Regions from separate parts of the Homo sapiens genome. Here region 2 is linked to region 1. The links are chromatin contacts, found by Hi-C in ENCODE. All regions are on one chromosome and are shown on one strand. Each heading gives the region's core, a stretch centred on a gene start or an enhancer-like site at or near the end of the contact. The rest is flanking DNA. Distances are from core to core; before and after follow the strand shown.

Evidence for each region. A loop is a pair of places that touch in the nucleus more often than their neighbours do. Pooled maps may share reads with other maps.
Region 2: a pooled map shows a loop between it and region 1 (2.1-fold over the local background). The contact joins two enhancer-like sites. A Hi-C loop is called at or near these places in 1 of 168 maps with a recorded cell type or tissue (CD4-positive, alpha-beta T cell), 2 of 37 single-sample maps with no recorded cell type and 1 of 50 pooled maps.

What each region holds. Positions count from the first base shown.
Region 1 is chr2:42,877,670-42,880,625 of GRCh38, reverse strand. No RefSeq gene overlaps it. Among named protein-coding and RNA genes, the nearest start is that of TRI-TAT2-1, 69 kb to the right of the region's middle. Within about 2 kb of position 1,290, at least 11 of the 41 ENCODE cell types and tissues checked have a DNase peak (open chromatin) inside an H3K27ac peak, as active enhancers do.
Region 2 is chr2:43,540,045-43,542,928 of GRCh38, reverse strand. It overlaps THADA (THADA armadillo repeat containing), which reads left to right. Exons shown (of 38, transcript NM_022065.5): 21 at 1,613-1,770. Among named protein-coding and RNA genes, the nearest start is that of THADA, 55 kb to the left of the region's middle. Within about 2 kb of position 1,513, at least 16 of the 41 ENCODE cell types and tissues checked have a DNase peak (open chromatin) inside an H3K27ac peak, as active enhancers do.

The DNA of each region.
Region 1 (2,956 bases), core at 41-2,540:
AATAGGAAACAATGTGGGGACAGGGATGGGGAGGTATAAGGACTCTCAATCTCCAGCAGCTGTAGGGTTGGCCAAAGTCCTTGTCCCACAGCCCTGACTTTTCAGTTCCAAACCGGCACAAACTCCAGGTTTGGCCGAGGATCAGCAAAGCGTATTCCAAGAATACCAAGCTGGGAGTCAAGGTCCTGGGTTCAAGACAGTCTGGGGAGAGCAAGGGGAGATAATGGCCACGAGTGTCCTTGGAAGGCCGGGTGGGTGGGTGAGGGGCCCATTGCCCTGAGGAACAAGAGCCCTGAGCGGGCTGACCGGTAGAGCTCTCTGGGCCCGGGCCAGGTCTTTGAGGCTCTTCCGCTCAGGAAAACCCGTTCTCTTTCCTGAGCCAGAGGGAGCAGGAAAACAGGAAACACATGTTCTTCGGGGGAGGCTGAGCACCCAGCCTTGAGAAGCCCCCAGGAGGACCTGCTCCCTGCATGAGAGTGTCCTGCCCCACCTGGGGACCTGCCCGGACCAGCCTTGAGGGAGAAACATGCTTATCAAGCTCATACAAAGAGCCCAGAACTGGTAGGCCAGATGTCTGCATTCCTACTTGCAACATTCCTGTGCAACCTTGGGCAGGGAGCTCCGCCTTTCTGGCCTCTGTCTCTTCCCCCGTCCAGTGGAGGTGACTGGCCCTGCCTTCCTGTCTGCCCTGCCTGCCTCACCAGCTTTGCAACCATAATGTCCCACGCACAGGGAAACACTGCTGGGAATCCTGAGGAGATTCTTTCCCTTCCCATCCTTTAAAACTCAGCCTCCAGGAAGCCTTCTCCGATTGTCCCAAAATGAAGATGGACTCACTTATGAGTGCCCCTCTGGCATTCACCACTTCCCCTCTTTGAGAGGCATGACACATTCTCTGCATCAGACAGAAGTCCTTGATGTCTGGCCATCTTGTCCACAAAATCATGAGCAACCTGAGGTTCAGTGGGTCTGGTTTTTCTTTGCGCCCCTCCCCAGCTGCCAGCAGGTGTGGAAGAAGCACTGGTTAAAAGCACCGCGCCTGTGTTGGATAATAAGTGAGACCTGCCCTCGACCCCACACACACCTCTCCCCTTTGATCCAGTCCTGGCCAGTAAGGACTTGGGATTTTGCCAGTGCAATAACCAGGGCACACCGGGAAAGTGGCTCAGCAGACCAAGAGGTCCCCCTGAGATCTCTCTAAGCTGTCTGTGGCCAGGACAGGGGAGCTCTAGGAAGACTTTGCTGGTCCCGCCTCCACCTGCCTGCATCCTCCTCAGAACAGCACTGCAGGCCTGGCTTGGCTCACTGAGCTCAATATCTCTCAAGGCCAGTGCCTGGGTATGGTTTGAGGGCTCTGAGAAGGAGGCCTTTGGAACCACTCAAGGATGCCTGAAGTGCTGAGACTATGGTGTGTGTGCTGTCTCTTTGAGTGTGCTTGTTGTGTCATTATTCCCTTAGAAGTGTTCATGATTTTTTCCCTCTATTTCCTTTCAGAAGCCTGGCCTGGGCATGGTGACTGGCAAATGCCTTAGGGAAGTTAGGGGGACTGGTGGGGAGGGAGGCCAGGCTGCTAGGTTGGCTCTCCCTACAGAGTGGGAGCTGGCAGAGATGCCCGCCAGAAACGAGTCTCTCTATTCTATCGTGTAGAGCCGGCAATTCCCAGCCACTCTTGGATCTAGGTGGGCCCATGAGACTAGTTGTCACAGATTGAACATAAAGTTAATGATACATGTTACATTCAGGCCAAGGTGGTTAGAAGAGGTTGTGTCTTCTCCACCCACTCTTTCCTGTCTGCTCTCTAGATGCAGAGGACTCAGGCCTAAGGGAGGGTAGAGTCATTTGGTACAAAGAGCTTGGATCCCTGACTCACCACGTGGAAGCCCTCCTACCGACCAGGAGCACCCATAGTGGACTGTTATGTGAGTGACAAGTAGCCTCTATTATGTTCAGCCACTGAAATTTTGGGATTCATTTGTTTCATCAACCCGCATTACCCTAATGCAGTTGCCTTACAGGGACAAGACTGCAAAGAGGAAATGGGTCCAACACTCCAGATCTGCCTACTTAGGCCCAATGTAGGACTTGGAATGTGATTGGGCCCACTTCCTCAGCCTTGGCCATTGGTTTGGCCCCAGTGAGGGGATGCTCTGAGTTCAGGTGACTAAGAGCAGAACTGTCTATTTCTCACTCATTTTCTGGCTTCCCAGAATCAATCCTAGCCCCACTCCAGACCCTCCTACCCTGGGCCTTCCAGCTTGACATTGTGACTGGGAACCTTTCCGAATCCTAACTTTTGACATTACATTTTACCTAGGATGGTCTTTCCAATCTGTCTTGGAGCCTCTCTGGGATCATGGTTCCCTCCCTTCCTCAGAGTCTGCTGAGCCCTGTGAAAGTCCAGGGGCCAGATCAGGCCCATGGCTGCCTACAGCAGAATGACTCCAGGCCAAGGGTGTTCTGTGCCTCATCTCATTCAATCCTCACAATAAGCCCATGAAGTAGAAACCTGGGTCACCATCCTGATTCTGTCCTTTGGATGTCATAATTCCCACGTTGCAGATGAGAAGACCAAGGCATGAAGAAGGCAAACTTGTTCAAGGACATATAGCTCATTTGGTAGGGCCAGGTCTAGAATCCAAGTCATGTGGTCTCTGGAGCCTGCACTCTGAAATCACTAAGTCATACTCCCTTGCAAATATAGGTGTTCAATAAACAGGTGTTAAATTAATTTTTTTTTAATTTTAAAAGGCAAGGCAGACAGATTACCATTGGCCAAATAAAAGCCTCTAGGTTGGTAGTATTAGGTGGCCACGGGATCTTCTGAGGAATGTTCCTAGAGAGTGTGACACTTGGGGTTAAGTCACATGATCTCACTGTGCCTGGTTTTCTTTCCAAGATCCTGTCAGTAGCTCAGGAGCATATGTTTGTATGGTGTGTGTGTGTGTGTGTGTATGTA
Region 2 (2,884 bases), core at 264-2,763, 660 kb before region 1:
TAACTAACCTGCACATTGTGCACATGTACCCTAAAACTTAAAGTATAATAATAATAAAATTAAATTAAATTAAAGAAGACTTTCACCAGCCTATTAGGTGCTGTTGTGCAGCGAACAAGCTGTTAGAACAGAAAGCCTTGGAGTGATAAAACCTGCCTTGACAGCCCAGGTGATATAAGAGCAGTGCTATATAATGAACCTGGGTTTGGGCAGCAATCAACTTCTCCCAGCAATGTGGTTCATTGTCTGCTGTGAGAGTTCTTAAAGTCAAGCAGGCTTTTAAAGGAAACAAACCTTATTAGTAAAATGGGAGCTGCTTTGTTGTGTCAAGCTTCCAGAATTCGAGTTCTTACATCTTGTTTGATCATTAGTTGTTACTGAATTTTCTGCAGTGCTGTAAAACGTCATCAGAAGCAGCAATTTCTTAGTGATGTATTACATATTCTACATTCTCCACTAGGTGGGGATATTGTCTTGCAAAAAATTATCTCCACACTTAAATTTTTAAATTACACAAAATAATGTATAAATGTAATTATAGCCTATTGTAATAGTTTCAAACAACAGAGGTACATATGAATTAAAAACAAATTAAATTCCTCCAAGGTTTCCTCTCCAATTCCATGTCTTCCTTCTTTAGTGCAATATATTATTTTGTACTTATTTTATATGTTTATGTGTATGTACACTTACCCATTTAATGCATTGGGCTTTTTAAATAAAAACACAAATGAGGTTACCCTATAAGTACCATTTTGTCAGCGTGCTCTTTTATTTAATATAATAGTTCATCTTGGATTTTAAAAAAATATCAGTACCAAAAATACTCCTAAAACTAGAATAAGAGAGTAAGTAAGGCTAATTATAGCTTATTGGCCATGGGAATTAAATATATTTTGAAAGATAATTTGTATTTTCCTTTGATTTTAAAAGTTATATTCTACTCCTTTACTAATGCAACAGTCATGCTCACCAAAATAAATAAGGAGTGTATTTATTATAGTCATCCATATCATACTTTATGACAGAGAGGCAGAGTTTGTTTAATCTTTGGAAATTAAAGATTAAACAAGTTTTGGAACAATATTGTGTTTTATTTTAAAATTTAATTTGAAAATAATAAATTAAAATACTGGGCCTGGCATGGTGGCTCATGTCTATAATCCCAGCACTTTGGGAGGCCCAAGCGAGAGAATTGCTTTAGTCCAGGAGGTGATGTGGTGAAACCCTGTCTTTACAAAAAAATACAAAAATTAACTGGGTGTGGTGGCGCATACCTGTAGTCCCAGCTACTAGGGAGGCTGAAGTAGAAGGATTGCATGAGCCTGGGAGGTCAAGGCTGCAGTGAGCCATGAGCATGCTACTGCACCCCAGCCTGGGTGACAGAGCGAGACCCTGTCTCCAAAAAAGAAAAAAAAAAAAACTTAGCATGATTTCTTCTCATAACACATGCTCGACAAATGTTAGCTTCTTTCCTTCTGAGTAAATATAACATGACAAATCGGGTTTGTTCAAGCAGATTATTCTTGGGGAAATTATGAATAAGCTTGTTTTTAGAAACCTGGGATATGAGTAATCAAGGTTGCAATCGTTGTGTTTTTTTTTGTTTAAGGTAAAGAAGTAAAAACATGTGATGTAACTGCGCAGATGGTGCTGGTATGTTGTTGGAGAAGTATGAAGGAAGTTGCTTTACTTTTAGGCATGTTGTGCCAGCTTCTGCCCATGCAGCCTGTGCCAGAATCTTCTGATGGATTATTGACGGTGGAGCAGGTAAGGCACATGTTTATTCCACCATGTATAATTTCTGGTCAACGCATAAATCACTTTTTTTTTTATAACCCAACTCTAAAAAAAGGTTTAAAATTTTTCTTGAATAAAATCATACAAATGTTAACTGAAGAAAGTTCATGGTAATTTAGAATGTTAGACTTTATAATACATTTCAAAACTGTGGCATTTTTAGAAATTTTTTCTAAGGTATATAAATAACTGTAGATTTTACCTCACTTTTAACTGTAGTTTTATCTCTAATTTTTATTTCTCCATTTCACATACACAGACTTAAACTTTAGCTTAAAATTGTCTTATTTAGTAAAACTCCACAAATCTCTTAAATTTTGGAAAGAAAAAAAGTAACATGTTGGTTGATTATGGATCTCATGTTTCCCACTGCATTGATAATAAAGTTGTAGTCTTGGTTTTTTTGGCTGACTTTTGTTTTAAGACCACAAAGTTAGTTCACCATCTGGGACTGTTCAAGTGACTTGAGTGCGGTGTTTACAAGAAGTTAGCTTACCACAAGCATTTCATTTGGAAATATTTTAGATTTATTAGATTTCTGTTTTTAATTGATTCCCTCTTCCTTTCCATATGGTTTTGACAAATCCATTTCCCACCATTTTTCAGCAAAGATATATAACATGTACTTTCATTTTTAACTTTTTAAAAATAAAGGCAACTTTTTCCCTAGGGTGTTACAATTCAAGAACAAAACAAATATTGTAGTATGCTAATGCTGATTATTTCTATAATAACCACATGACTAGTTCCATGGAAATAATGCTAATACTTTTTTTCTCACACTCTGTGGCTTATGTTGCATGCATCTGGTTAACAGCTGCGCTTGTGATGTTGCAAGGCCTTGAGATGAAGAAAGGCAAAGGCGCACAGGACATTTCAGGCATCATTATGTTCCTTATTCTCTTCCAAATCAAATAGGCGTCAGTGTCCTAGAGTTACTTGCAGTCATTGCTGGTGACTGGCTGTAGTGCCAATGCCAACATCTTTGCTGAGGAATCCAGCTATGATTAATGATTACTTCACTGATGTTCACCATCTTGCTAAGAAGTAAACATGTGCTAGAGGCCTTTGATTTCCCAACTTC